7 separate regions of the Mus musculus genome follow, and regions 2, 3, 4, 5, 6 and 7 are each linked to region 1. A link is a loop called in an ENCODE intact Hi-C map of the cell type or tissue named here. Cell type or tissue: heart. All regions are shown on one strand. Region 1 overlaps Tsc22d4 (TSC22 domain family, member 4). Region 2 overlaps Agfg2 (ArfGAP with FG repeats 2). Region 3 holds the start of Gm36056 (a long non-coding RNA gene). Region 4 overlaps Pcolce (procollagen C-endopeptidase enhancer protein). Region 5 has its middle 5.2 kb from the start of Gigyf1. Region 6 overlaps Tfr2 (transferrin receptor 2). Region 7 holds the start of Gnb2 (guanine nucleotide binding protein (G protein), beta 2).

The links. A loop is a pair of places that touch in the nucleus more often than their neighbours do. Peaks named below come from ENCODE experiments on the same cell type or tissue, not always from the same donor. Only the 100,000 strongest peaks of a DNase experiment are listed, where the experiment ranks them.
Region 2: a loop joins it to region 1, with 5 times the contacts of the local background. A loop is called at or near these places in 38 of 42 quality-filtered maps.
Region 3: it touches region 1 in a loop (3-fold over the local background); 6 of 42 quality-filtered maps call a loop at or near these places.
Region 4: a loop joins it to region 1, with 2.2 times the contacts of the local background. A loop is called at or near these places in 3 of 42 quality-filtered maps.
Region 5: it touches region 1 in a loop (2.3-fold over the local background); 13 of 42 quality-filtered maps call a loop at or near these places.
Region 6: a loop joins it to region 1, with 2.7 times the contacts of the local background. A loop is called at or near these places in 5 of 42 quality-filtered maps.
Region 7: a loop joins it to region 1, with 2.5 times the contacts of the local background. A loop is called at or near these places in 13 of 42 quality-filtered maps.

The regions. Positions count from the first base shown.
Region 1 is chr5:137,758,002-137,762,001 of GRCm38, reverse strand. Tsc22d4 (TSC22 domain family, member 4) reads right to left here. Exons shown (of 5, transcript NM_023910.6): 4 at 3,270-3,318; 5 at 2,255-2,935. The coding sequence ends at 2,726. Among named protein-coding and RNA genes, the nearest start is that of Tsc22d4, 14 kb to the right of the region's middle. In heart, no CTCF peak of the experiment used is centred here; DNase peaks (open chromatin) are centred at 1,791, 2,651, 2,881 and 3,951; H3K27ac peaks cover 271 bases.
Region 2 is chr5:137,654,724-137,658,723 of GRCm38, reverse strand. It overlaps Agfg2 (ArfGAP with FG repeats 2), which reads left to right. Exons shown (of 12, transcript NM_178162.3): 7 at 2,996-3,116; 8 at 3,312-3,394; 9 at 3,505-3,585. Among named protein-coding and RNA genes, the nearest start is that of Irs3, 11 kb to the right of the region's middle. In heart, CTCF peaks have their summits at 1,605 (motif pointing left) and 3,728 (motif pointing left); a DNase peak (open chromatin) is centred at 1,603.
Region 3 is chr5:137,478,945-137,482,944 of GRCm38, reverse strand. Gm38725 (a long non-coding RNA gene) reads right to left here. Exons shown (of 3, transcript XR_868626.2): 2 at 3,299-3,434; 3 at 2,481-3,081. Gm36056 (a long non-coding RNA gene) reads right to left here and starts at 51. Exons shown (of 3, transcript XR_377150.2): 1 at 1-51. In heart, a CTCF peak has its summit at 1,626 (motif pointing left); DNase peaks (open chromatin) are centred at 864 and 1,614; H3K27me3 peaks cover 88 bases.
Region 4 is chr5:137,603,058-137,607,057 of GRCm38, reverse strand. Pcolce (procollagen C-endopeptidase enhancer protein) reads left to right here. Exons shown (of 9, transcript NM_008788.2): 6 at 1-231; 7 at 1,258-1,335; 8 at 1,431-1,601; 9 at 1,741-1,951. The coding sequence ends at 1,895. Among named protein-coding and RNA genes, the nearest start is that of Mospd3, 4.4 kb to the right of the region's middle. In heart, a CTCF peak has its summit at 2,261 (motif pointing left); no DNase peak of the experiment used is centred here.
Region 5 is chr5:137,511,656-137,515,655 of GRCm38, reverse strand. It overlaps a transcript of Gigyf1 not described here. Among named protein-coding and RNA genes, the nearest start is that of Gigyf1, 5.2 kb to the left of the region's middle. In heart, a CTCF peak has its summit at 2,210 (motif pointing left); no DNase peak of the experiment used is centred here; H3K4me3 peaks cover 966 bases.
Region 6 is chr5:137,583,646-137,587,645 of GRCm38, reverse strand. It overlaps Tfr2 (transferrin receptor 2), which reads right to left. Exons shown (of 20, transcript NM_015799.4): 19 at 3,580-3,720; 20 at 1-817. The coding sequence ends at 542. Among named protein-coding and RNA genes, the nearest start is that of Mospd3, 15 kb to the left of the region's middle. In heart, a CTCF peak has its summit at 2,438 (motif pointing left); DNase peaks (open chromatin) are centred at 2,445 and 3,775; H3K4me3 peaks cover 809 bases; H3K27ac peaks cover 617 bases; H3K27me3 peaks cover 1,484 bases.
Region 7 is chr5:137,531,367-137,535,366 of GRCm38, reverse strand. Gnb2 (guanine nucleotide binding protein (G protein), beta 2) reads left to right here and starts at 2,061. Exons shown (of 10, transcript NM_010312.5): 1 at 2,061-2,228. In heart, no CTCF peak of the experiment used is centred here; DNase peaks (open chromatin) are centred at 1,716, 2,076, 2,826 and 3,376; H3K4me3 peaks cover 2,724 bases; H3K27ac peaks cover 2,853 bases.

The sequences.
Region 1 (4,000 bases):
TCCGTAAAACTCACCCAACTGGGCACCTTTCGCCAAATTTGCCTGATCCATCTCAAGAACCTCATGACCATGGCAATCTCTCTTGACACCACAAGTCCAAAGTTTGGCACAAAGCGAGCATTTGAGGCGTAGGAGGGGAAAGGCTATGAGCCAGTGCCACCACCAGAGAGGACTATGGGTACTGCGACGCTTCAAGCACAGTATCGAAGGAAGAAATACGAAATCCAAAAGGGGCGTACCCCCCAATGACTCATGACAGGCCCTTCCTCCCCTCCCTGGGACAGGGAGAGGAGTCAAGTAGATGAGAACTTAGAGTGAGGGAGTGTTCTAGATCATTGTGAGAGCTGTCTGGCCCCAACCCCCCGAGGACCTTCCAAGACCTCAGAGCCAATCATTGATGGCCTTGTCTCTTCTGGCCCAAGAACCGAGATAATAAAATCAACGTTGATCAAGAGCCCAGAAACTCTTTAAGCGTTCTCTGTGGATTTTGCTAGATAATTTTTACAACAGTACTTCAAGGTAAGTGTTTGGAGAGTGGATACAGGATTTGTAAAAACTGGATTTGAGGGGACTGGAGAGATGGCTCAGCCATTAAGGGCGTTTGCTGCTTTTTCCAAAGGACCAGGGTTCTAGCCCTAGCATCCACACGGTAGTTTACCACCTATAACTCCTGTTCTAGGGGATCCAACGCAATGAGGACTTGCATTTGGGTCCTCAGCACCCTACACCCCAACTCTCCAATGCTGCATGTCTGTAATTCTAGTGGGGAAGCCGAGACTGAAGGATCCCTGGGGCTTGCTGGCCAGTCAGTCTTAGCTCCATCCGTGAACACTAGGTCTACTGAGAGTCTGTCTCAGGGCTCTCAGAGGCAGATGGCCAGCCTGGTCTACAGGGAAAGTTCCTGGACAGCCAGGGCTACCCAGGGAAACAGCATCTCAAAAAAGAAAACCAACAAAAACTGTGAAAAGCAATCAAAGAAGACACCAAGTAGCTTCTGGTCTCTCCACACATGCATACACACACTGACAGGCATGTGAACACAGATACAGACCAAAGTCAGTCTTGGCTCCATAGTGAGTTCAAGACCATCATGGGCTAAATGATACCCTCTAGCTAGACAACTGAAGACTAAGGCCACGAGACCGTGGGTAAGGAGGAGGTGCTGATTACACAAGCCTCGGTTGGGAGTCAGGGCCACCCCACAGATACAGTAACAAACATTTACAATACCAGAGGTCCTAACAGGGAATGAGAGGCCAAGATAAAAGGATGGCTAGCTGGGCATCCTTAGTAAGGACAGACCCTGTCTCAGAGAAGGTGAAAGGTGAAGAGTGACACCCAGGTTTATCCTCTGGTCTCTCCATGTGGGCAATAGCACAGAGTGAACACTCGAATCACACAACAATGAACCAGGGCCAGCATACTGGTGAACGCCTGTCATCCCGGCACATAGGAGGATCAGGCCTCCGGCACCATTCTCAACTATATAGTAAGTCTGAAGCCAGGCTGGGCTACATGACACCGTTTTAACCACCACACCCTGACCCCAAAAGAAAAGACGGGGTCCAATCTGGTTGGTCGGGCCACCAAAGACTTAAAACTCTGCTAAGGCTTCCTCTCTGATCCCCAGAGACAAGACTTTCTCCTTCAAGGCTCTTAGTGCTGTTCCCTTTGCCCCCACTAGGTGGGGCCCTTCTTGGCTGCCTCAGTCGGTCTGGGAGAGAAGGAGGAGCTTGCTCACCCACTGGGCCTAGTCCTCATCCAGCCAGGGGTGGGGTAGAAGCAGAGGCAGCCTGCCAGGCCTGGCAAGGGCACCATGTGCCCTAAGAGCCTGGCCCACACCCAGCCTTAAGACAAGGGGCCCATTCAGGGCTCCTTGCCTGTCTCCAAGCAGCCACCCGGATCCAGCCCACAAGAGAGGACACACTGGGAAGCTGGAGGTGGATCCTGACACTCACCAAAGACTTCATTGTTATGGCCTCCCCTCACAGGGCCAACCACCAGCACGTGGGTAGACACCGCCCCCTACCTCTTTCCTTAGGCCAGCCTGCTAGGCCTTTCCAGGGACCAAGACCATTCCCAAGCCATTTTCTGGCATCTTCTCCAGGGTGGACCTGGGATCTTGTGTGTGTGTGTGTGTGTGTGTGTGTGTGTGTGTGTGTGTGTGTGTGTTTGTGTGCGCGAGGGCGTGCGTTGGGGACAGCATAACTACATACATAGCTAGACGCAGCAACAGCACACCAACCTCCATATTCAAGTTTCTTCAGATTTTTTTTTTAATTATAATTATTATTTTAACAACAACCTGAATCCGAGAAGTTGAAGATACTGTCCATACACCCTCCCTTGGCAGAGGAGAGGGGGCACTTGAAGAGAACGGGGTGAGGCCTGCCAGGGAACCTCCAAATCTTTCCAGGCCACCTATTGCTGAGGGGCTCCCCAGAACACTGATACCCGGGGTAGGAGGCAGGGCTGGGTTCTTCCACGGACGAGGGGCTTCAGATAAATACCCTCTCCCGAGCTGTTTCTCTTCCGGCAAGGCCTGAGGACTCTGGGGAGACCGAGCGGGATGGGACAGGCCAATATTGAGCCTTCAACTCCCATCCCTGGGCACTGGAGTTGGGCATGGGCATTAAAGCTACATAGGAAGAGGGGGCAGGCTGCCGGCACAAGGCGCAACAGCCAGTGGCAGCCCCCCAAAGGCACATTGTGAGGGAAAGAAGGCTCAGATGGAGGGCCCATTGGGTGCAGAGGGCCCGAGCCTGGGGAGCCCCGAGGATGGCAGCTGGGCCAGCTGCTCCGGGCTGGCCAGGGCGCGCAGCAATCCATTCTCCTGCTCCAATGCAGCGTTCCGCTCTGCCAGGTCTCGGATCTGCTCCTTCAGCACCTCCACCTCTTCTCGCACGGCAAACATGAGGTGGGACTTCACCAAGTCCTGGACCCCAGGGACAAACAAAACCATCAGGTCCTCCCCCCACCCCACCCCCAGGCCACTTCCAACTGCAGCGCCTAACCCAGGTGCCTCAAGGAAGCAGTTAGATACCCCTCCCCCTCTGCCCCAAGGAGGGGACAGAAGCTAAAGAGGCTAAAGGAGACACAGGGCAGCAGTCGGTCAAAAAAGGAGACACAAGACTCAGACAGGGATGGAGGTTGAGGGAAGCCAAGGTGGAAGTAGAAAAGGAATGGTTTGTATTCCCAAGTCATGGGAGAGGAGAGATGCTAGAGAGACAGCTAAGGGGCCTCCTGGGACCAAAACATCTTTTTCTTACCATGGCTTGTTCAATCTTGTTGTCAATGCCAACCAGGCTTCCGGAACCACTGGAGAGACATGGGGGAGGGGGGAGAGTACAAGATGAGGAGGAACCCCAAGTCAGCTCTGCTACAGTCTTCTGGACACTCCCTGCTCTAAAAAGCCCAGCTCTGCCCCAGCCCAGCCGAGTACCTGTGGCAGTAGAGGATCAGAGGGAGAAGGCTTTTGTCCATCCCACAGTGGGATGAAGGTCGATGCCCTGGCCCCCCCAGGCCCTGGTGGGCAGGAGGTCCCGATACCCCTCGGATGGGGGATGACCCCCGTGGAGAGCATGGGGAAGACACGCAGCCCCTTTTTCGGGGTGCCCCTGGCGCCATCCCCACCACTCGCATCTCATAAGATGATACCAAGGACTTCACAGAGACCCCCGGCTGGGACATTCCTGAGGGTCATCAGTATCCACTCCCAACCAAAGGGCTGTGTCAGGCAGAGTGCCTGGGGGGCTCAGAGCCCCCCTGGGCAGAGCAGGGTTCTTCGGATGGATGCCAGGCAGGCAGTGAGGAGACCGGACTTACCGATTGCTGGTCTGAGAGATATACACCCTGCCCTCCCCCTCAGGGCAAGGCACAGCTGCTATTGGTTCCTCAGGGACACGGGGACCCCCTCCCTTGGCTCCACAGTGGGCGGGAATTCCCAGACACACATAGTCTGTGCCAGTGTCCCCTTCTCACCCTGGCACCACTCCCAGAT
Region 2 (4,000 bases), 100 kb after region 1:
CTACCTGTGTATACATCACAATGCCTGGCCCAATACAGTGAGCTTTTAACAAGCCAGCTGCGGAGGAGCCTCCACCCTTCTCCCTCGGGAGACTAAAGTGAGCCAGCCAAGGGTGTCCTGAGGAACTATTTAGCAAGTGTGCTCTAAAATAGAAGAAATAGGACTTTGTGACCATCTGACAGGGTATCTACTTCTAAAATATATATTTTTTTATTTTTTAAAGGCTTACTTTATTTTTATTTGTGTGTATGAGCGTTTGGGGCCTGTATATATGAATGTGCCCCAAGTGAGGAGACAGAAAAGGGCACTGAAACCTTAGGAACAGGAGTTCCAGGTTGCGCGCCATCAAGTGCGTGCTGGGAACCGAACCCTGGTCCTCTGCAGTAGTGGCGAGCGCTCTTAACCACTAAGCCATCTCTTCAACCCCAGAATATATTCTTTCCAATATGATCCTTTAATGGTTGGCGATTCAATAGGAAACAAAATTTCCATAATTTCCGACAAATAAGAATTACATGTGTTGTGCTAGAGAGGCAGAACAATAGTTAAGAGCACTGACTGCTCTTCCAGAGGACTCAGGTTCGAGTCCCATCACCTACATGGCAGCTCACAACATCTGTAATTCCAGTTCCAGGGGACCTGATGCCCTCTTCTAGCCCATATGCACACCAGGCATGTACATAGTACACACATATGTGCAAGCAAAATGCTCATACAAGTAAAAAATTTTTAAAAAAAGGCTTAGAAAGTTTTAAATTTTACAATATTTATTCATCGTCCCGTTGGTACGGTGCTTGCATAGCTTGTGAAAGTGTCTCAGTTTGATCCTTATCAGCACATAAATTAGACATGTTAAGCTAGGCTCATTATCCTGTCACTCAGGATAGTGAAGAAGGAGGGTCAGAAGTTTGAGGTCATTGGCTGGCTACACCGGGAGTTTGAAGTCAGCCTGAGCTACATGAGACCCTGTCTGAAAAGACACAAGAGAGGGTAGGGGTGAGAGGGATGCTGGCCTATAGTTCAAGTTGATTACATCCCAACAGTGCTGGGATCTATGTGGGAAAAGAAAGACCTGATACTCGCAGTTCCCAAAGCATCAGGTCTGGACGGCTCTACCAGCTGACAGGGCACACCCTAACCCATCCCTGCCACTGTGGCAAGATCGATCCCCAGTGTGCACGTGGAGCTAGGATGGAGGATGTAGCTCAGTTGGTAGAGCACCTGCCTAAGCACAGGCAAGGCCCCAGATTCCATCCCCAGCAACACGAGGCAGAAAAAGCTCTATAGACTTTAGAGATTTTGAGAGGTGGGCAGCTCTTCTGATAGGGCTGTGTTGTGTATGTAAGGAGTGCGAAGAGGGGAAGTTGCTAAATGTGCAGTTTCTTGGAGTTCAGTGGGTAAGGCTTTTGCTGCCAAGTCCAGTGACCTGAGGTTGATCCCAGATCCCACGTGACGGAACAAGAGAACCAGCTACTGCAAGTCCTCTGACCTCCATGTGCACCCCTTTATGCAAAAAAAAAAAAAATTAATAAGAATTAAACTGCTGCTTTGGAGCTGGTGATGGCTTCCTGGGTAACCCGAGTTGAAGCCCAGCTCTGCCCTCTAGTGTCCATAGGGGAACACTTCACAGACTATGATCCAGGCAGGAGCCAGCTGGGGTAGAAACTCTCTCCTTGGGAAGCAGTTGGAACATGGAGAGCGAGGCCATACCGAGAGTTGGCTCATTCCTAGAGGAGCTGAAACCCCTTGTTACATTAGCTCAGAAACCCCGTGTACTCTGAGGCAAGCAAGCATGGCCCAGATCCACCTGCCTTATGTTCCGTGTTTGAAAGCATGGATGGGGGGTGGGGGGGCTGTCAAGATGGTTCCGTGGGTAAAGGCACTTGCTATATAAGTCTGATAACTTAAGTTTGACCTCCAAAACCTATGTAAAAAGCACTCAACACCCACACACAAATAAGTAAGGAATTAAAAAGATAAATGCAGTCTTTAGAAATGGGGGAAGCCTAGACATTCAAACTACAGTGTTGGAAAAAGAAGCCAGAACTGAACTGGAGTGTATGTGGCTCAGTGACAGAGTTCTTGCCTAGCATGCACAAGGTCCCGGGTTCTGTCCCAGCACCGCTGGGGTGGGGGAGATAGATGGGGAGGAAGAGAGAGAGTGGGGGGAGATGCTGAGTACGGTGGCCTCCAAGCCCTCAGGAAGCTGAGGCTGACTTGCTGCAAGGTTGAGGTCTAACTGGGCTGTGTAGGGAGACCCTATGTGAAAAATGAAGGTTTGGGATGTTAGTTCCATGGTAGGGTATTTATCTAACATGCACAGGACCCTAGATTTCATTTATGGTACAATTAATAAACTAATTTCCTTTGGCCGGTTTGGGTTTTTGTTTTTTCTTGGTGGTTTGGTTTTTTTTTTTTTTTTTTTTTGAGTCAGGGTTTCTCTGTGTAGCCCTGGCTGTCCTAGAACTTGCTCTGTAGACCAGGCTAGCCTTGAACTCACAGATCCACCTGCCTCTGCCTCCTGGATGGTGATGTTGAAGGTATGCGCCACCGCTGCCTGCCTGATTCTCAAAGTTAACCGGGAACTCGGGATGTCTTTGTAGAGTGTCTGTCTATACACTGAGCCCTGGATTTGATCCTTAGCCCGTTATACTCCAGGCACACTTGTAATCCCAGCCTTGGGAGACTAAGGCAAGAGGATAAAGGAGAGTTCAAGGCCAGCCTGAGCTACATATTGAGAGCCTGTCTCAAAAAAGACAGAAAGGAGGAATGCCATTTTTGCTGAAGAGACAGCCAAGATGAGACCTTATTGCCTTACCCAGAAGTCTTCAGGGGATGAGCCCTCCTACACTAGCCACTCACAGGAGAGCCGAACTGGCTCAGAGAGTCCAGCAGGTGCCTCACCTGTCACCATTCCACCCCACCCCCACCTCCATCTCCCCTTCTCGTCTTTCCCTCAGGTCTCAGCCTAGCCTCCTTGTTTTATCCCATCCAGGAAGTGGCCAGATGTCTGCGTTTGGTGTGGCACCCCTTGCAGCTGCCAGTCAACCCAACAACCTTGCAGATGTGGGCGGCCTCCTGGGTCCCAGGATGGCTGCTGGAGGTCTCCCTGGCAGGTGGGTCTAGACACAAAGGTGACTTATCTGAAGGTTGGTGGCATTTTCACAGGCTGATAGTGCATTGTGGCTTCCTTGTCTCCCCTTGGCTTCCTGGGCTAGCCTTGGGTAACACAGTGGGCTTGCCTTCTTTGCCCCCCTGCTTGCTCTTTCTGGAAGCTGCCCATTCCCACCTCCTCTCTCTCTGCGCCACAGTGTTTTTGGGATGCCGAGCCAGGTTCCTGCCCTGCAGTCGGCCGTGCCAGGTGTTAGCGGCAGTGGAGGGCTCCCCTTTGGAGGTGAGTCTTACCTGTGGAGACCTGGAAGGGGAGGTGGGAAAAGCACCTCAAGATTGAAAGGACTCAAACCATCTTTTTCTCTAACGTCTCTCTCTTTGTGCTGTGAGCAGCCTACACCAACCCCTTCGCCACCCCTGCCCAAGCCCAGCTGCCTTCTACCAACCCATTCCAACCCAATGGTCTAGCCTCAGGTAAGTTCTCAGAACCAACTTTGAAGTTTTTAGAGTGCCAGCTCTCCTAACCTTATGTCTCTCATGGTCCAAAGAGCAGTCACCATCACGCTCTCCACACTAGCCCCCGCTAGTTCCAGCTGTAAATCTAAGCCACCTAGTGGACTAAAAATAGAAGCATCTTTGCCATAACAGTATCACAGAAAAAAACGCCACATGGTGGTGCGCCCCTGTAATAACAGTACTGCTTAAGAGAGAGGATCGTCACAAGTTCAAGGACAGGCTGGGGTACATAGTAAGATCCGGGCCAGCCTGGTCTACATAGTGAGACTCTGTCTCAAAAAAAAAAAAAAAAAAAAAGATTTAAAGGAAGGAGAGTCAAGAGAGAAGCGGGTGAGTGGAGGAGAGGGAGGGAGGGAGGGAGAGAAGAGAGGAG
Region 3 (4,000 bases), 280 kb after region 1:
GACATCCTCGGGGCCAGAAGAACTTCCCAGAGCTCCATTCTGAAATCTAAAGATGTCGCTGGACAAGCCCGAGGCCCCAGAGAAGAAGAGCCTCAGAATCAGCTCGGATTTGTTTAGGTTTTTTTTTTTTTTTTTGAAACAGGAAGGTCTCACATAGCCCAGGCTGGCCTGGAACTCGCTGTGTAGTTAAAGGACAGCATTGAATTCCTGATCTTTCCGCTTCTGGTTCTCAAGTGCTGAGATTACAGGCACCCTGTCCCCGTTTATGGGGTGTTAGAGATGGAAGCTGGGGCTTCCTGCATGCTAGGCAAGCACTCTATTAACTGAACTATGTCCTCAGCTCCCAGAGACCGACTTAGACCTCAGGGACAGAGATGTCCAAACTCAACTAGTGCCCTGCCAGAACTGTAACCAGTCCCCTCTCCCCACCCCCCACAGGACAAGCTTTGGGGTCCAATCTTTGTGGGATCTATGAAGAATACAGGACCTGGAGAATTTAGGGGGCAAGACGTGAATTCTTTAGATCTCATGGGGGTTTCCCCAGACAGCACGAGCCCTGCACTGGACAACAGAGGGTCAAGGAGCCATAGACAGAATGGCCGCTGACTCTCAGCGTTCATGGGAGGGAAAGGGTTTGACATTTTGTGTCTTTTAAAAATACCACTGGCAACAGCTGAAATCACCAACCAGACTCCTGGCTTGTCTCTCTTCATGACTGTACACACCACACAACTCTCCTAGCTGTACCTCACCCCATCTGGTCGCAAGGCATCAGATCTGGGAAACCAGAGGTGGAGGGGGTTGGGCCCTACGTGCTGCCTCGCATGGCCCGGCTGACCTCTTGACCCCTCTGGGCTTGAGGCCACAATGCCTGCCCACGCTAGTCAATAAGCAGGCTCCATTCAAGGCTGTCTCTCAGTGGGCAGCTGCCAACCCGCTAGGACAAGTGCTGAGTGAGCTGGGGCCACCGTTGAGGAAACAGGAGCCAGTACAGAGGGGTTCCCCTTTAGGGGTTGGTGGCAATGGGCGACCCTGGTTAATGGATCATTATGTCCGTAGTCACTTACCTCAGGACATAAACCCCTTGTGAGTCCATCTATCTTTTGTGTCCCGATGGGTATCACTCTGGGAATTTCTCCTTGCCACTAGACAGAGTCAATAGACTGAGAAGTGCTAAGTATGGCAGCAGGGGACACGGGTGACTCCAAGTCGTTCCTTGGATTCCTTTCCCATAGTGCTTCATGTGGGAAAGCATGCTTAGGAGAGAGACCCACACAGCCGACCAGTCAAAGATGGTGCACAGAGTACCAGGACCCCAATCCTGGCTTTTATTCTATGTGGCTGTCATTCATTCTGTTCCCAAAACAAGACATTTAGAATCCAGCCGGAAAGCCTTCAAAGTCCACTGCAGGAAAAATTACATGTAGGTTGAAGGAGTTGGGGGCTGGAGGGAATTTGCTGGGAGTGAGTGTGTGTGTGTGTGTGTGTGTGTGTGTGTGTGTGTGTGTGTGTGTGTCTATAATTCAGGTGGGAGGAGGCAGCAAAGGGGAGGACTCAAAAGAATTTTGGGGGAGGTGAACTTAGTTCCTGGACTACAGTGCCCTCTTGAGGTGCAGTTGGGAACTGTTAGGGAACTTTGCCAGCAATCTCCTTCCTCTGGGATCCTTCCCTTCAGTGATTTTTTTTTTTTTTTTTTTTTTTTTTTTTGACTTCCACAACAGACATCCCATTGCCACCCCTGTTGCTATGAAAGAGCAAGGTTGAGGTATCTTTTTTGGGCTGTTGGAGCTGGAATATTAATTCTATATCAAGTCTATTGTAACTTGAGAGGGAGGCTTGTTTTGTTGTTTGTCTGTGTTTTTTTGAGACAGAGGCTAAATTGCCCAGGCAGGCCTGGAACTTAGAATTTTCCTGCCTCAGGTGCTGGGAGTACAGGCCTGGACCATTATATCTGGCTTAGTTTTGAAATTTTTTTCTTAAAAAGATTTATTTTATTTTATTTTTAGTGTGTGTGTGTGTGTGTGTGAGAGAGAGAGAGAGAGAGAGAGAGAGAGAGAGAGAGAGAGAGAGAGAAGAGGGTGTCTGATTCCCTAAAACTGGATTTATGAGCAGTTGTGAGCCACCCATGTGGGTACTGGGAACTGACCTCTGCTTGTCCTTAAGAGCAGCAAGCACTTTTAACCATTTGTTGCTTTGTTTGTTCTTATTTTTCGAAACAAGACATCTCTGTGTAGCGCTGGCTGTCTTGGAACTCACTCTGTAGGCCAGGCTTACCTTGAACTCACAGAGATTTGCCCTCCTCTGCTTCCTGAGTGCTGGGATTAAAGGCACGCGCTAACATGCCAGGCTTTTGTCTTGCTTTTCAGAGCAAGAAAACGCACTGAAAACCAGTTGGCATCTGACCATGAGCTTAACATTCATCAGCCAACATCCTGTCCACATCTCTCATCGCTATAACCAAACACAGACAAGAGGCAACTCAGAGGACGGAGGCTTTATTTTAGCTCACACTTCTGGGAACACAGTCTGTCATGGCGGGGAAGGCAGGACATCAGGAGCTTGTGGTCGCTGGTCCCATGGCATCCACAGTCAGGGAGCAGAGGCTGCTGGTGCCCCGCTTGCTCTCTCTTTTTTCCCTTTCTTTGTGTCTTTGTTCTTTTTTTCTTTGTTTATTTGTTTAGGGTTTTGTTTTGTTTTGAGACAGGGTTTCTCTGTGTAGCCCTGGCTGTCCTGGAACTCCCTCTGTAGACCAGGCTGGCCTCAACTCCCATAGATCCACCTGCCTCTGCCTCCCAAGCACTGGGATAAAAGGCATGCGCCACCACTGCCTGGCTTGAGTGTCACCCTCTGACACAGAATAGGACATGGAGAAGAAAACTGCTTTTTTGCCTGCATGCTCTCACTCTTGCTGGTCAGCCTGCATTTCTGTTGCTGCGGCAATCCTTCACCAATGTTAGAACCATCTTCCTTGGGATTCCAACATGGACTGAAGGCCAGGCCTCTGGTGCCAGATCAGGGTCACTGAGACAGCATCCTCGTGCACCGGATGATTGCTAGGTTCTTGGTCTCTCTAGTGTGAGACTGAAAGTAGAATTAGGTAGAAAAGAGCAATTATCGGATACTGACTTATGATTATTTAGTGATTTACTTAAAGCACTGCCTATTTGCCAAGAGTGACTTCACTTGCTACAGAGCAGAATGACCTGGAGGAACAGCTGAAACAATGGGTTGTTGCCCTTAACAACCTGCTGACAAATAGCCGCATATGCTTCTATAAAATCTCACTTCCTTGACCCACCTGGTGGTTTTAGAAAAATGATGAGAATATAAATGGCCCAGGATCAAAGCCTTTCAGGACCTGTCCTGGTTTCAGTCCACTGGTGACATCTTCTCTCCTCCACTCTCAGTGTTGGATGCTTATTCCAGAAAGATTTCTGAAATGAGACAGCCAGTGCCAGGTTACCTGGATTATATATATATATATATATACACACATATATATATATATACACATATATATATACATGTACATATATATATATACACACACACATATATATACATACATACATATATATACATATATACATACACATATATATGAATGTATTTTGTTATTATATATGCATGTATATATGTATATGTGTATATGTATATGTGTGTTTATGTATATGTATGCATATGTGTGTATGTATGTATATGTGTATATATGTATGTATATATTCATTCTAGCAGTTCTGTTCCTTTTTTTTTTTTTTTTTTTTTTTTTTTTTTTTTTTTTTTTGGTTTTTCGAGACAGGGTTTCTCTGTATAGCCCTGGCTGTCCTGGAACTCACTTTGTGGGCCAGGCTGGCCTCGAACTCAGAAATCCGCCTGCCCCTGCCTCCCGAGTGCTGGGATTAAAGGCGTGCGCCACCACGCCCGGCTCTAGTTCTGTTCCTTTTTAAAACCCTGGACTAAGACAAACATGGACTCTAGAGCTTCCTCTGAGACAGCAAAA
Region 4 (4,000 bases), 150 kb after region 1:
TCAGTGTCACCGCAGATGGCTTCTCAGCCTCCTACAGGACCCTGCCACGGGATGCCGTAGAGAAGGAGTCAGCCCTGAGTCCAGGGGAGGACGTACAGCGTGGTCCCCAGTCCCGCTCTGACCCTAAGACAGGAACTGGGCCCAAAGTCAAACCACCCACTAAACCTAAATCCCAACCTGCAGAGACACCAGAGGCTTCCCCTGCTACCCAGGCAACCCCAGTGGCCCCAGGTAAGTGTGAGAAGGTGGAAGAAGGTACTGAAGAGATGGCTCGGTGGTGAAGAGCACTGGCTACTCTTCCTGAGGACCCAGGTTTGATTCCCAGCACTCACATGACAGCTCAAAATCATCTGTAACTCCAGACATACATGCAAAACACCATATACATAAAAGAAAAAGAAAATGAAAGAAGGGGATTGGCTAAAGGAAGCACTATTTATTCATCCATCCATCCATCCACCCACCCATTCATTCATTCATTCATTCATCCATCCACCCATCCATTCATTCATCTATCCACTCATCAATCCATCCATCCATCTATCCACCCATTCATTCATTCATTCATTCATCCACTCATCCATCCATCCATCTATCCATCCAGCACTCACTGGTGCCTGTTTCCTGTCAATGTCTGGGACTAGTGTTGGGAAGCATCGCTGGGTAGAACTCTGGGTTTACATCCATACAGCTGTTGTAATTTCAGATGTGATTAGGGAAAGCAGGGTTTGCCTAGAGTCTCCCAGTGAGGGCTGAGGGCATATGCTCAGAAGTAGAGCATTTCTAAAATTCTCCCAATAAGGGGCTGGAAGCTAAGCTAACTGTAGAGTGCCTGCTCCAGAATCCTCTAGTGAGGTTCTGAGGTGTGACTCAGTGGCAAGGTGCTGGCTTGCCTAGAATCCCCCAGTGAGGGACAAAGGGTGTGGCTCAGCTGCAGAGCCCCTGGCCAGCATGCACCAGACTCGGTTTCCATGTCTAGCGCTGCAAATAAAGGACTAGATAGGCTGACATGAGGAGAATGGGCCTGCCTGCTAGGGAGGCCACCCTCCACTGACATGAGGAGAATGGCCCTGCTTGCTAGGGAGGCCACCCTCCACAGACATGAGGAGAATGGTCCTGCCTGCTAGGGAGGCCACCCTCCACTGACATGAGGAGAATGGGCCTGCCTGATAGGGAGGCCACCCTCCACTGACATGAGGAGAATGGCCCTGCTTGCTAGGGAGGCCACCCTCCACAGACAGCATTGTCTCTTCCTAGCTGCCCCCAGCATCACCTGCCCAAAGCAGTACAAGCGGTCAGGCACCTTGCAGAGCAACTTCTGTTCCAGTAGCCTAGGTAAGACTCTCTCCTGCCCTTCTGACTTCCTGTACTCTCACCGGAGCCCAGTCCTAGCACCTGACTCTTCACCTCTCACCGACATCTTGCTACAGTGGTGACAGGAACAGTGAAGACCATGGTCCGGGGCCCCGGGGAAGGCCTCACTGTCACTGTCAGTCTCCTTGGTGTCTACAAAACCGGAGGACTGGACCTGCCCTCTCCGCCCAGTGGCACCTCTCTGAAGTTGTATGTGCCCTGCAGGCAGATGCCCCCCATGAAGAAAGGTAAGGCACACGGGAAATGGGAGTGGGTGTTGAGCACACTGAAGGTGTGGAGCTGTTAAAGTCTGACCAAGAAGATGCTTTGACAAGGTCTTGATAACTTGAGCTCTCCCCTCCTCCTCCTCCTCCTCCTCCTCCTCAGGAGCCAGTTATCTGCTGATGGGTCAGGTGGAAGAAAACAGAGGCCCCATCCTTCCTCCAGAGAGCTTCGTGGTTCTCTACAGGTCCAACCAGGACCAGATCCTCAATAACCTAAGCAAGAGGAAGTGTCCCTCCCAACCTAGGACAGCTGCCTGATGTCCTAGCCAGATACAGCCTCAGAGCTCATCCAAATAAATGTTTCTTGACTCAGGAAGGGATCGTGTCTGAGGTTCTGTGTGTGCTGGGGGTGGGAGGCACATCTTGGATTTCAGAGTACTTTTTCCTTTGAGTGGTACTAAAGACGGATTGAACTCAGGAACTTACATATTCTAGGCAAGTGCTTTATCACTTTATCACAACATCTTTCTTTTTTTTTTAAGATTTATTTATGGGCTGGAGAGATAGATGGCTCAGTGGTTAAGAGCACCGACTGCTAGGCTCCTGAGTTCAAATCCCAGCAACCACATGGTGGCTCACAACCATCCGTAATGAGATCTGACGCCCTCTTCTGGTGCATCTGAAGACAGCCACAGTGTACTTAGATATAATACTAAATAAAATTTAAAAAAAGATTTATTTATTTTTATTTATGAGTACACTGTAGCTGTCAGACACACCAGAAGAGGGCATCAGATCCCATTACAGATGGTTGTGGTTGCTGGGAATTGAACTCAGGACCTCTGGAAGAGCAGTTAGTGCTCTTAACCTCTGAGCCATCTCTCCAGCCCTTAAACATTATCTTAAACTTTCAGAATACTCTTAAGAATATATGATAGGGGCCAGATGGTGGTTGTGGCACACACCTTTAATCCCAACACTCAGGAGGCAGAGGCAGATGAATCTCTGTGTGTGAGTCAACCTGGTCTACAGAAGGTGTTCCAGGACAGCTAGGACTACACAGAAACCAACCCTGTCTGAGAAAACAAAGAAACAGGAACATACAGTAGGGGCATGCAAGATGGTTCAGCAAGGAAAGGTGCCTGCTGACAAGTCCATAAACCTCAATTCACATTGTAAAAGGAGAGAACTCTCTCTTTTTTTCTGTGTATATATGTGTACATATGTGTTTAGAGCCACCCTTGGGTGTTATCCTCAAAATCATCATCCACCTCTTGTTTCTTTTAATGTGTGTGTGTGTCAAAGAGGCCAAAAGAGGGTGTTGGATCCTCTGGAGTTGGGGATACAGGTGATTTGTAAGTTGCCTAACATAGCTGCTTAGGTCCCTTAGAAGAGCAACAAGCCAAGCTCTCTTAGCCACTGAACCATCCCTCCAGCTCCACCCAGTCCTCCCTGCCACCTTTCGGAAACAGAGCTGGCCACTATAGCTTCAGGAGTTCCTCCACAGGACTATAAAACGCATTGCTAGGCTCTACATTTTTGTTTAAGGATTCGAACACGGGTTCTTGTGCTTGCAAACACTCCTTCTCTGGGTCAGGTCTGCTTCAAGATTCTGCTGTTCCTTCCAACTGGAATTCTTTCCCATAGATACATTTTGGATTCCTTCCTGAGTCTGATTAGATCTCTGCTCAAAGTTCATCTAATTCATTCCTTTGTTCTGGCCAAATGGCATATTATCATTTTAAAATTTTTTTCATTTTGTGTGTGTGTGTGTTCGTGCGTGCGCACACGTGTGCACCGTTGCTGTCTTCAGACACACCAGAAGAGAGCATGAGATACCACTACTGATGGTTGTAAGCCACCATGTGGTTGCTGCGAATTAAACTCGGGACCTTGGGAAAATCGAAGATTACCTTTTAAGTACTGAAAATGTGACAGAAAACAAATGTCCCTGGTTTTGGAGAAGACATTCTCCGGAGGAGAGATGAACACAATATGACATTAAATATCAAGAGACATGCAAAGAAAGCAAGGCTGGGGCTGATGGCTCATAGGCTGGAGAGATGGTTCAGCGGTTAAGAGCACTGCTCTCCCAGAGGTTCTAAATTCGTTTTTCCACAACCATCTATACTGGGATCTGATGCTCTCTTCTTGCATGCAGGTGTACCTGCAGACAGAGTGCTCATATACATATAAATAAATAAACCTAAAAAGAGAGAGAGAGAGAGAGAGAAAGACAGACAGTGGTGGTGCACTCCTTTAATCTCAGTACTCAAGAATCAGAGACAGGTGGATCGCTGATTTCCAGTCCAGCCTGGTCTACAGCCAGGGCTAGTCTTGAAAAATAAAGAAACAAAATAAGCACACAAAACCAAGCAAAAGCATGATAAATCAGTTGTCAGGGAAGTCTTTCCCATAAAAAT
Region 5 (4,000 bases), 250 kb after region 1:
CTCAGTCAGAAAAGTACTTGCTGCACAAACTCAAGAACCTGAGTTCACGTCCCAATAGTCAGGTAAAAACCAAGCTTCCCTACTTATAAGCCTAGCACCAGGGAGGTAGAAAGAGAACATCCCTGGGGATGGCTGGAGATGGCTCAGTGGGTAAAGTGGTGCTACACCAGCGTGAGGACCAGAGTTCAGATCCCCAGACCCCATGGAATGATGGCTTGTGTACCTACAGGGAGATGGGAGGTGAAGCAGGAGCACCCCTTGGGGCTCATGGACCAATTAGATGAACGAAACCCCAAGAGGCTGCGTCTCAAACAAGGTAGGAGGACTAACAGCCAAGGTTGTCCTCTGCCACCACATGTGTGCACTCTCACACGGATATATTCACAAAGATTAAACAGCAGTAAGTTAGACATCAAGAGAGAAAGATAACACCAACCTGTGGTCTTTACACACTTAGATGCACTTGTGAGCACAGCAAAGCTTTAGAGGAGCCACTGTGGGGCCAAGCTCATACTCAAGCTTTCCCTAGTCTGAACCAAGAACCCACACACCCTGCCTGCACAACTGCAAAGTGACAGTCTGGGACCTGCTCAGTTACCCTGCTAGTGGATCAGACACTGGTCTGAGTGCAGAGAGACTGCCCGGGAGGAGACATCGATGGTGTGTCTCACCCTCACCTTTTGGCACCCCTCCCGCCCTTCATGAAGCTGCCCTGGTTGGAAATAGTAAGGAGAGGTGGGCTGATAATACAGATCAGCCTGGTGGAGGCACTTGCTGCCAAGTCTGACCACCTAGGTTTGGTCCCTTAGAATCCACATAGGAAGAAGGGAACCAACATGTGTCCTCAGACCTCCACATGCATGCCATGGCGCACGTGTACCCCGCCCCCCACGCACTAAGCAGGAGTGGGGGGAGTGCACAGGATGATGATGACGATGACAATGACATCCTTAATTTACAAAGAGAAAAGTAAAAGCACAGCAGCACTGCAGAGGCAGGACAGGCCCAGGGGAACACGGACAAGCTCCGAGGCGCTAAACCAGCCCGATAAAGGGCTCAGCGCCAGCCACTGGGCAGCCCTGGGCTTCTTCCCCACACTGAAGGGACCTAGCAAGCAGCAGGCAGTCTACCATGTGGTTTCTACCCGGGCCACAAGTAGGTCTCTGCCCTGTGTGCTGCCTGAAGCCAAGGGCTCTTGGCTGAGGACTCTTGCTCCCTGCTCCCTGAGGAATATGGGCAATGACTGTAGACAGCTCAGGCTGAGCAGAAGGAAGGATGCTATTGGCTTCTAGCAGGTAGAGACCAGGGATGCTGTGGGCTGGCTTACAAGCCACAGGACAGCCCCACATACAGAAGCATACATACATATGACAGGCTCAGTAGGAAGAATGTTCGCCTAGCATGCACATGGCCTTGGGTTCAATCCCCAGCACTTCAAACCAGGCAGGCAGCCCAGGCAGGCAGCAGAGGCAGGCAGCAGAGGCAGGCCTGTCAAGTGGCATGTGGCCAGGTGCAGACAGGTGGACTGAGATGCCCTCAATGACAAGACTGAGAAACCCTCCTCTATCCACAAGCCCAGGTCGAGTCACCGCAGTGTTCGAAAGAAGCAGCTATGCCTAAGCCCCCTTGCCCCTCGGCAGCAAGGAAAGGGTTCTCTCATCACACTGTCCCGTGAGAAAATTCAAAGTCCTGCCAGAAAGGAAGTCCCGGGGAAAAGAATAGATTAAAAAACAAACAGCATCATGTTGGTGAAACAGCTCCGCTGATAAAGATGCTCGTGGCCAAATCTAATGACCGGAGTTTGATTCTTAGGACCTACACCGTGGAAAGAGAGAACCAACTCCTCCAAGCTGTGTCACCCCAACAAAATATCACGGGACATGCTTACACACACGGGACATGCTTACACACACAGGACATGCTTACACACACGCACGCATGCCCGCAGACACACACTGTAATTTAAAAATGACGGGGGAAAAATCAAAGCCTAAGATTGCCCATCCCAGCTCCTCAGAGGGCATCTGAGGCTCTTTCTAATGAAGACCACCATGGGCAGCAGGGTAGGGACTAGCCTTCCCCACCCCTTTTTACTGACTGCCTAGGCTAGGGGTCCTTTCCACCCAGGCCAACTCAGCCTCTCTCTCTGCCTTGTAAGACCCTTCCCCACAGCCTAGCCCTGGCCTCCCCTAGCCCTTGCTATTGAAAGACTGACCCCTGCTGGAGGCTCAGGCTGGGTCTGGGAGCAGGCAGCCTCTGCTCTGGCTCTCAGAACTCCAAGCACAAGCTGACAACAATTAGGGACAATTCCTCCTTACTCTACCCCTCTCCCAAACTTTGTGCAACTTAAAGCAATGTACCTTAGCAACTTCCTGTACTACGGTTAACAGAGTCAACCCCCCAAATGCCTCACACTCAAAGCAATCACCTAACCACTTTCCCAGGACGAATGGAGATATGCACATACATGTGTGGACATTTATATATACACATACACACATAGAAAATATATCCTCCCTCCATGTGTAGTGGGAGGACGAAGGGCTACAGCCCCCCTCCCCCACCATCTGCAGGGCAGCAGTTACCCCTTCTCTACTTTGAGTCATGGGGACAACCTTAGCTCTTGGCCAATTGTGAACCGACTTCACAGTTTTCAAAGGATTTTCTCGCCTTACCTCATTTGATAAGGGGCAAACTGGAGTTTTGGCCTGGGTGGAAAGGACCCCTAGCCTAGGCAGTCAGTAAAAAGGGGTGGGGAAGGCAACCTTCTGCCAGGTTGCCTAGCTGGGGACTCCAGTACATAGAAAATAAAGTTATACCTCCCCTGACGGGGTGCCCTCAGCATCACCCAAGACAGGTGGCAGGAGTTACCCTGAATGTTCAGCCTCCCTATGTAAGTCTGAAGCTGTTTCTGATTCCTTCCCAGACCTTGGGGCTGATGAACCTAAGGCTGGCCTCAAACACACAGCAGCCCCCCTGCTTCCTGGGTGTTTGCATGGTTTCCATGCCAACATTTTTCTTAGAACTTTTATGTTTTGTGTGTGAGTATGGTGTGCATGGATGTATTTGAATTCACATGCACACACACATATGCACGAACGTAGAATTCTCAGGTTCTGCTGTGTCTTCAGCAGCTTATTTATTGAGGCAGGATCTCTTCGCTGAGGCAGAATACGCTGTTTTGGGTCCTCTTGCAAGAGGGCTTCCCTTTCTGCCGGGGATGCTAGGATGGCTGTGTGCTCAGCTAGCATTTAAGTGGCTCTAGAGATCCAAATTCTGGCCGTCACCCTTGCTCAAGCGCTACAGCCACCAGAGTCCTTTCTTCAGACTTTCAGGTCACCCTCTCTCACCTAAAGCTGAGCTGTTTCTTCTTTTCTCTCTCTCTAACTGTATGATGCTGGGGGGGGGGGGGCACATGCAGGGTCAGTGGACAACTCTGCGGCGTTTGTTCTCTACTCCCACCCAGGAGTGGGTTCTTGGTCAACAGGCTTGCAAACAAGTACCTTGTCCGGCTAAGCCATCTCACCATTGGGCCATGATTCCGATCTCAAATGCCAACAACAGATGTCAAAGGCTAGGGTAAAGTTAGGATCCCTTATTCACTATCCCTACAAAGCACGAACTTGCATCCAGTAGCTGACAAAGCCAGTCAACAAGAGTGAACACACCATAAAAGTGTACTAGAATCCTCATGTGGGAGTCAAGCCCCCTCCCGCCTCCCCTGGCACCCCAGTCAACGGAGAGGAATAATAAGGCAAGTTCCTCCTCAAATCCTCCCCTAACTTGGGATACTGATGTACAAATGATGTATGAAATAAACATTGAGCTGGGCTGGAGAGTGGCTGGCCTGGGGATGCAAAGGAAAATAGTTGGATGGATAGGTACCAGAGCCAACCAGACACTTACTGGTCCTAGATGGGTTGGGGGGCTTAGAGGGTCAATGTCTGCTGGGAATGGGTTTTTCCTAAAAGGGAGCTTTGAGCAGGAAGATGGAGGAGAA
Region 6 (4,000 bases), 170 kb after region 1:
CACCTCCTATCCATTATCTTTAGGCAGTTTTCTTAGACATCAGAACAGTTATTTTTCCCATGTGGATAGCATCTTGCAAGCATGCTGTCAGGTGCCTTCTGTGCCTTCTTCCCTAGTCTCAAGGCGGATATGAGGAGTGGGTACGGCATGAAGAGGAAGCTAAATTGCGTATGGACAACAGGGGTTACAATTGGTTTATTGACATCTAATCCCCTTGGGCTGCTCACATACCGTAGCTCATGTGTCATAAAATAATGACGCTGTCCATCTCACTCTCTAAGAGAGCTGATCAGATCCCAGCATCTAGATAGTCTCTAGATATGGGGAACTTTGCTCCTGAAGACAGAAGGGCCTGTGATGGGAAGAAAACCGCTTTCTGGGTAAGCAACGGCATGACAACCACACTGAGAAAATATGGCGCACCAGCATTGCAGGACCAAGGGTGTTAAGAATAGGTTACAATCTCAGGCACCTCCTTTGCCTGCACCACTCAAAGAGGGAGAAAGGAGAATCACGTGGGGCCCATGGAGGGCTTTTGGCTTCAAAAGTTATTGTCAATGTTCCAAACGTCGCCACTGAGAGCGTTGGCTGCCCCCTGCAGTGTCCAGGTGAGCAGCGCCAGCTGGCGCCGGAAGCGACTCTCCTGGAAGCCCAGACCTGCTGTCAACCGGGAAGAGGCGGCTCCTGAGCCATCGGCGCGCAGCATCCGCAGGTGGTCTACCAGGGCACCCAAAGTGTGGTCGCCTTGGCCTAGGAAAATGTGGCGGAATGGGGAGTCGGCTGGCGACACATACTGGGACAGGAAGTAGAACTCCACCTGCACGGAAAAAGTGAAAACAGGTCTAGATGTCAAGATGTCTGCTGCGGAAAGCTTCAGTCACTCTTCCCTCCAACAGATCCTAATTCACCCTGAGGCCCTAGGGCCTGCTTCACAAATAGGGTTCCACAGCTTCGTCCAGGCCTACCTCCCTTAAGCTGTCCAATTAGGAAGACTCATCACGTGACGTCATCAGGAGCCAGGGTTCTAATCCTTCCTCGCCTGCCTTTCTTTCTTTTTTAGATTTATTATTCTGTGTACTACGAGTGTCTTGCGTGTATGTGTGTGCCTCGCATACAGGCCTGGTGCCAGCAGAGGTCAAAAGAAGGTGTCAGATCCCCTGGGACTAGAGTGGCAGAGAATGTGTCTGGCATAAAAGCCCGTCTCTTGTGTGTGTGCATGCATGTGTGTGGAGACCAAGGTCAGCAGCTGGTAAGCCTTCCTCAGTCACTTTCCACATTATTTTTGAGACAGCATCTCTCACTGAACCTGGAACTTGCCAATTTGGCTAAACTAGTTAGCCAGTGAGCTCTGGGCTTCTCTGCCTCCAAAGTCTAAGGTCCAGGCATCCACCAGTGAGCCTGGCTTTTTACATGGGAACTGATGCTTCAAATTCAAGACTTCATGCTTATACAGCAGACTCTTTACCAACTGAGCCCCCCCCCCTTTTTTAAATCCCTGTTCGTTTGTTTTTCTTTGAAACAAAGACTCACTGTGGTAGTCCAGGCAGTGCAGACCAGACTGGCCTCAAGCTCGCCATTCTCTTGATTCAGCCTCAGGAGATCTGAGACTGTGGATTTATTTACAGGTGTGCACCTCCACACGACCCCCCACCTCGCTTACACCTTTAAAAATATCTGTTCGACAGTCCACATGTGCCCATGGTTTCAAACAGAATCTCAGAGGGTACAGCTTCCAACTCACGTTGCCAAATCTTTCGTAAGATCCTGCCCTACAGAATTAGGGGGTATCTTGAAAAGCCTCACTCTCTCACATGCCAGCATCACCTTCTTAAACATGAGTTCCGGAGGCTGGGGATGTGACTTAGTGGTAGAACATGATTCCTGGGTTCCTGGGTTCCTTAATAACCCTCCGCCCCCCAGACAGTGTCTCATCATGTAGCCAAGGCTAGTTGTCTTAGCCTCCCGAGTGGAATCCAGGATTTCGTGCATACCAGAAAGCACGCCATCAACTGAACTGCAGCCTCAGTCCGTCCCCCCCCCTCTTTCTCCTCCTTTCTTTTTCTGTCCCTCCTTCCTTTCCCTATCCCATCTTTCTCTTTCGTGATATTGAGCACAGGCTATGGGAGCAGAGTCCCTCATCTTTAATTTTGACTCCATCATTTACTGCCTGTGTGATACTGGGTATGTTACTTCGTTTCTTTGAGCCTACACTGCTACCAACCTCTCAGCATCGCAGGAAGTCCTGCTGTTGCATAAAATAAAATAAAATAAAATAAAATAAAATAAAATAAAATATTGGCCCCTGGTAGCGCTCTACAAAAGCCAGCTACTATTATTATTATTGAACGCCTCTTTCAACATCCTGCCTGTGCAGGTTTCCTACTCCCGGTTTAGGGAGTAGTGCATTTGCGATTACCATCTGTCCAGGCGCCCCCTACAGGCATTTGTTGACACCTGCGACTGGTATGCAGGACAGCAGAAGTTTCCTCCTCAGGCCATTGGTACTCTCTCCAGACTCCTTTCTACATATTCTGTTTTGCCACCTCACCTCCTTGTAAGAAATTTTCGTGACGCCCAGACACTCAAAATCCAAACTCCTGAACCTGGCTTGTAATACCAGTTACTTGGAGAGACAAGTCAGGAGGAGGATCAAAGGTCAAGGTCAGCATGGACTACAAAGTGAGTTCAAGGCTATTTTGGGCAACCAAGCAAACTTTCTCTCAAAATGTGAATGAAAGGTGGGTTGGGGATGTGGCTCAGTGGCAGAGTCCCTGCCTAGAATCCCCCAGTGAGGGCTGGGGGCGTGGCTCAGTGGTACAGCCCCTGCCTAGAATCCCCCAGTGAGTGGCAGGGGGCGTGGCTCAGTGATAGAGCCCCTGCCTAGAATCACCCAGTGAGGGGCTGGGGGCGTGGCTCAGTGGTAGAGCACCTGCCTAGAATCCCCCAGTGAGGGGCTGGGGGCGTGGCTCAGTGGTAAAGCACTTGTTTGACATGCACAATACTCTGATTTTATCCCAGCCCCTCCCACCTCAAGCCCACAAAAATCCCAAATTTCTTCAACTATTTAAAGGTTCCCCCCAACTGGTCCCTGATCCACTGTTCAGTTCTCCACGTGATCTCTGTTCTGGCTTTGATGATCCATGCGCAGCTCCCAAGAAAGGCCAGGTCTATTTCCCTGCCTTACCCTCCACCCTGAAAAGACCTCTTTTCCTTGCATCAACTCATGTTTTGCCTGTCTTTCAAGACCCAAGCCACACAGTCTAAAGTAAGAGGTCTGGAACTTTTTTTTCTGCAAAAATCCATGGAACAAATATTTTAGGCTTTGCAGGTTAAACAGCAGACAGCAAAGAGTCAGGTCCTTACTATACATTTCATCACCTGGCAAGGGCTTGTGAAAGTGACAGGTCAGGTTTTCTAGCCTGGCTGGTTTATGAACCCTGAATATCCGGTATCATACACCCAGAACAGAGGGATAGAGCAGCCAACAGAAAGCGTCGGGGCGGAATGCTTTACAAATGCCAGGTCCTGGGATAAGGGACCACCAGGCCAGAAGGGGGCGGGCGGGGGGCCGGGTCTCACCCTCATGATGCGCACGTTGTACATGCGCATCAGACGCTCATCGTTCCGCTCCGAGCTGTAAATCTCCTTCCGCAGCTTTTCCGCCGCACGGATGTAGTCCCCCCTTGCAGAGTACACCCACTGCAGGGTCAGCCCGCGCTCCTGTGGGCGAGGCAGAGTCTAAGATTGACAGATTGGTGCCAGCACCAATATGGGTGGGGTCAAAGCGCAAAAGAGAAAGGGAACCGGATACATGGGGGATCACCGGGCCTATGAGGTTTGGGAGGCAGATCCCAGGGATGTGGCGTCGTACTGGATGTGTCCTCGAGGATTAGGCGACTGGAGGTTTAAGTAAAAGGGGCTGATTGGAGGGCAGGGCTGGGGAGAGGAGAAGCCAGGCACCCCCTAGTTATGAAGAACCCCTGCAGACTGGGAGCGGGAT
Region 7 (4,000 bases), 230 kb after region 1:
TAATCTGTGCGTAATAAATGTCAATTAAAGGGAAAGGTGAACGAGTGGCCTTGCTGGTGTTGTTTTGCTTTCTGTTCTGTGGTTTTGAGACAGGGTGCTGTTATGGAGGTCTGGCTTTTACAAGTGTGGGCCACCACATCTGATGCTTTGGAGGTTTAAGTTGGCAGAGGGGGGTGGGGGCATCCTCATTTACTCTGTGGCTATTTTACGTGTATAAATATTTTGCATGTATGCACGTGTGCGCATTGCATGACATACCTGGTGCATCAGAAGAGAGCATTTGATTCCCTGAACTGGAGTTACAGAAGGTAATGAGACACCATGTGAGGCCTGGCAACTGACCCCTGGTCCTCTTGAAAAGCAGTAAGTGCTCTTAACTGCCAAGCCAGCTGCTCCTGCTTTAATATCTGAGACAAGATCTCTCACAGAACTTGAGAGCTCTCACATGAACTCCCTGACCAGCAAACTCTCAGGGCTCTTTCCATCCTGGCCTGCAAGTGTTGGGGCTATAGTATAGGTGTGGCTACTGTGCCTGGGTTTTTTTTTCTTTTACTTGGTTTTCTGGGATCAAACTCAGGTCTTTATGTTTGCATGGTAAGCACTTTGCTGACTAAGCCATCTCTCCAACCCTGTCCCCCAACACACTTTTTGAAACAAGGTCTCCTGTGGCTCAGGCTGGCCTCTAGTTCAATATGTGGGTGAAGACAAATGTGAACTTTCTATTCTTTCCTCTCTACGAGTATACTTCACTACAGTCTATTTTGAATAGTGTTTTTTTTTTGTTTTGTTTTGTTTTGTTTTGTTTTGTTTTTTTCAAGACAGGGTTTCTCTGTATAGCCCTGGCTGTCCTGGAACTCACTTTGTAGACCAGGGTGGCCTCAAACTCAGAAATCCACCTGCCTCTGCCTCCCGAGTGCTGGGATTAAAGGTGTGTGCCACCTTGCCCGGCTGAATAGTGTGTTTTGATCTCCTAAACTCCGAGGACTGTCTCAAAGGCCACAGGACAACTCGGACTTTACCAAAACATTTTCACAATCTATGGGGGGACGGGGGACGGGACAGTTCTCCAACAATCCAGGAGACTCAAGGGTAACCTTCAATATACTCATTTAACAGATATGGAAATCCAGGCACATTCTTATGTTGTGTTCCCTCGGTGGGGTGCTCCACAGTGTAGTTTTCTTCAATGGTTATTAAAGTTGAGATCGCATCTCAACTCTGCAGCCTGAGTCCATAGTCAGCATCATGAGGATTAATAAACAAAAGTATTGGTGAGAGATGTGGCTCCATTGGTGGAGTGTTTGCCTAGCATGTATGAAGCCCTAAGTTCTACCCTGCATAAATCAGGCACAGGGTTGTGTATCTGTAATTCCAGCATTTGGTAGATGTAAGCAGGAGGATTATCAGTTTAGGGTCATCCTGGGCTACGTGGTGGGCTCCTGAAACTCTATCATAAAACAAAAACCTTTAAGTATGCAAATCAATAAATATGGACTGTTGCTGCGGCGGTATGAGGCCTAGTCTAGGAAGCCTACAACCCCTCACAGTGCTGCGCTTGAAGAACTGTCTGGGTGTAATTCCCTCTAACTTGCATTTTATGGGATTCTAGTGGTCACCAACCACTCGCTGTCTTTTTCTGCCCCACTGTCCTGCACTGGTTTAGACTTCCCTAGTTCCGCCTCCGGGAAGGGAGTGGCCTCACCAGGGGGCGTGGCCAACCCGAGAATTGGGCCTTCTTGCCTCCAGTCTGGAGCCGCCCAATCCGGAGGGGGGGGGGGTTGAAGGAGGTCGATCACGTGACCTGGGATTTTTTTTTTCCCCCCTCCCTTATGCCTATACCACTTCTGCTGTCCCTAGAGAGGATGTCTTGCTCCTTTTCTGGAAATAAACTACGTCGTGTGATCTTTGATGAGTTAGAAAAACGTGGAATTGTGCTTTTATTGTGGCTGAGGCATCTTTTGCTCCTGGAGTGGTGTTTTCGCTTCTAGCCTTCCCCCCCACACACTTGAGTATTTGGTCTCGTCCAGCCTGGCCCTGGGCGCGGCGGCGACGGCCGCGTCACTGGCGGGCGGGATCCCTCCGCTCTGGGGAGAGCTGCGCTGGACGGTTGAGTTGGGGTGACTGAGGAAATCCATCCGCGTCGCCGCCGCTGCCGCCTCCGCCGCGGAGGAAGACAGGACCTCCCGCGCTCCTCCAAGCGACCCCTTGGCAGAGTCCCACCACCTCAGGTACCTCCGCTGATAAAAGGAGTCCTCATCTCCCCCAGCCCCAAATTCCCACGGGTGTGTGTGTGGCAGGGGGAAGCCTCGGTTCCTTCCGTCTCCCGGGTTTGGCTCTTGGGAAACGGACGTAACTCCCAGACCTCCCCTCCCTTCCTCTGGCCCGGTCGTTTCCAAACCCGGAAGGGGAACTGGGGGGGGGGGGGGGACCCTCGGCTTCAATAATGCATGCGCTCCCTGCAATATCAGTGGCAATTATTTTAAAATCTAGACCCCCCTCATCCCAGCCCCGCCTGCCTCTTGATCCCTTAATAGTTGGGGGGCTAAATTCTGGGTTTCTTCTATGTCCTGTCCCGCCCCCTTTCCCCACCACCACCCTGCTGCCTGCCCCTGGGTAACAGCCCTCGTGCCCACTCGTTTCACACCCTTGCTTGCATTAGCCTTGCAGAACTCCAGAATCCTAGGAGATCCAGTTAAGGCCTCAAGGCCACCCTTGTCTTCGTCTCCACCCTACTGCCCCTTGATTCGGGCTCTGGCAGTGTTTTCTCAGTCCCGACCCCTAAGCTGGAGATCTCAGCACCTTATTCTTTTTACAAATCCTTACCCAGGTCTGGCACCTAGTCGCCTGTCCCCTTCGTCCAGCTTTCTTTTGGGCAAAATGGAGGTCCTACGAGCTGAAGGGCCTGGCCCACTGCACTTCGCAGCACGGCCAGCCCGCGCCGTCCAGCTGCCAGATCTGAGGACCCTCTCTTTCCTCCTCTCACACCTGCGGAGGCGGTGGCACCCTTTTTTTTGGAGGGGGGGCTATGGTTGCTTTATCCCTAGAATCGAGGAGCTGCTGAGGGAACGTTGGAGGGTAATGGGGATCTAAGGGCTGGGAGCATGGCCCCCGACCCAGTGTCTTCTTCCTGGCCTGTTTTCCTTCTGCCCCAGGCCTGTGTCATTGAGGCCAGGCCTGGGCTGCTGTCAGCTGGAAGGAAGGGGCTTTTGTTCACAGCTGGAGTGGGGTGGTAGCTATGTCGTTGCCCCCTCCCTCATTTTGGAGGGGCATCCTCTGGCACTGGCGCAGAAAGCTGAACTTACGGAGGGGAAATATCTTCGGGGAAGAGGAACGCCCAGTGTCTGGGGGAAGTGGGAGCTGGGTGGGGGACGCCTGGGTCGCCAGAGTGCAGTGTACACGGCCAGATCGCACAGGTGTCCCGGGAAGGCAGGACGTCGGAGGCTGGAGTGGTGCCAGCTAGGCCTCGGGGGCTGCTGAGCACAGAGCTGGGCTCTAGGGGTGCCTAGGGGCATCGGGCCGAGCCGCCTGGGGCCGCTCGCCGGCGCCTGGGAGAGAGCAGCTCCGCGCCCCGGGGCCAGGGGCCTCTCTTCGGAGCCCTAATTACTTCTGAGAGGCTCCCACGGGCTTTGTGCGGGCGCAGCGGGGCGGGCGACCTCGGCGCTGAAGGGAGCTGGCGGCTTGGGGGTTTGCCTTCCCCGCTACTCTCGCACTGACCAGCAGCTAATGGGGTGCAGCCGGCCCGGAATGGGGATTATCCCGGGTTGAGCCGTCCCGAACCTATTAGTGCTCAATCGGCTTTTCCCAAATCCTGTAAACAGCCACCCTGGCCGGTTCTGGGTAAGAGGCGGGAGTCTAGGTCGGGCGGGGGCGATGGGGGCCGGGGGTGGGGTCACCCACCCTACAGGTCTCTGCCGCGGATGCGGTTGCCTTGGCAACGAGGCTAGGGTGGGGGCACTTCACCAATGAGGTGCTCTTAGTCCGGGTGACGGTTGCCTAGGCA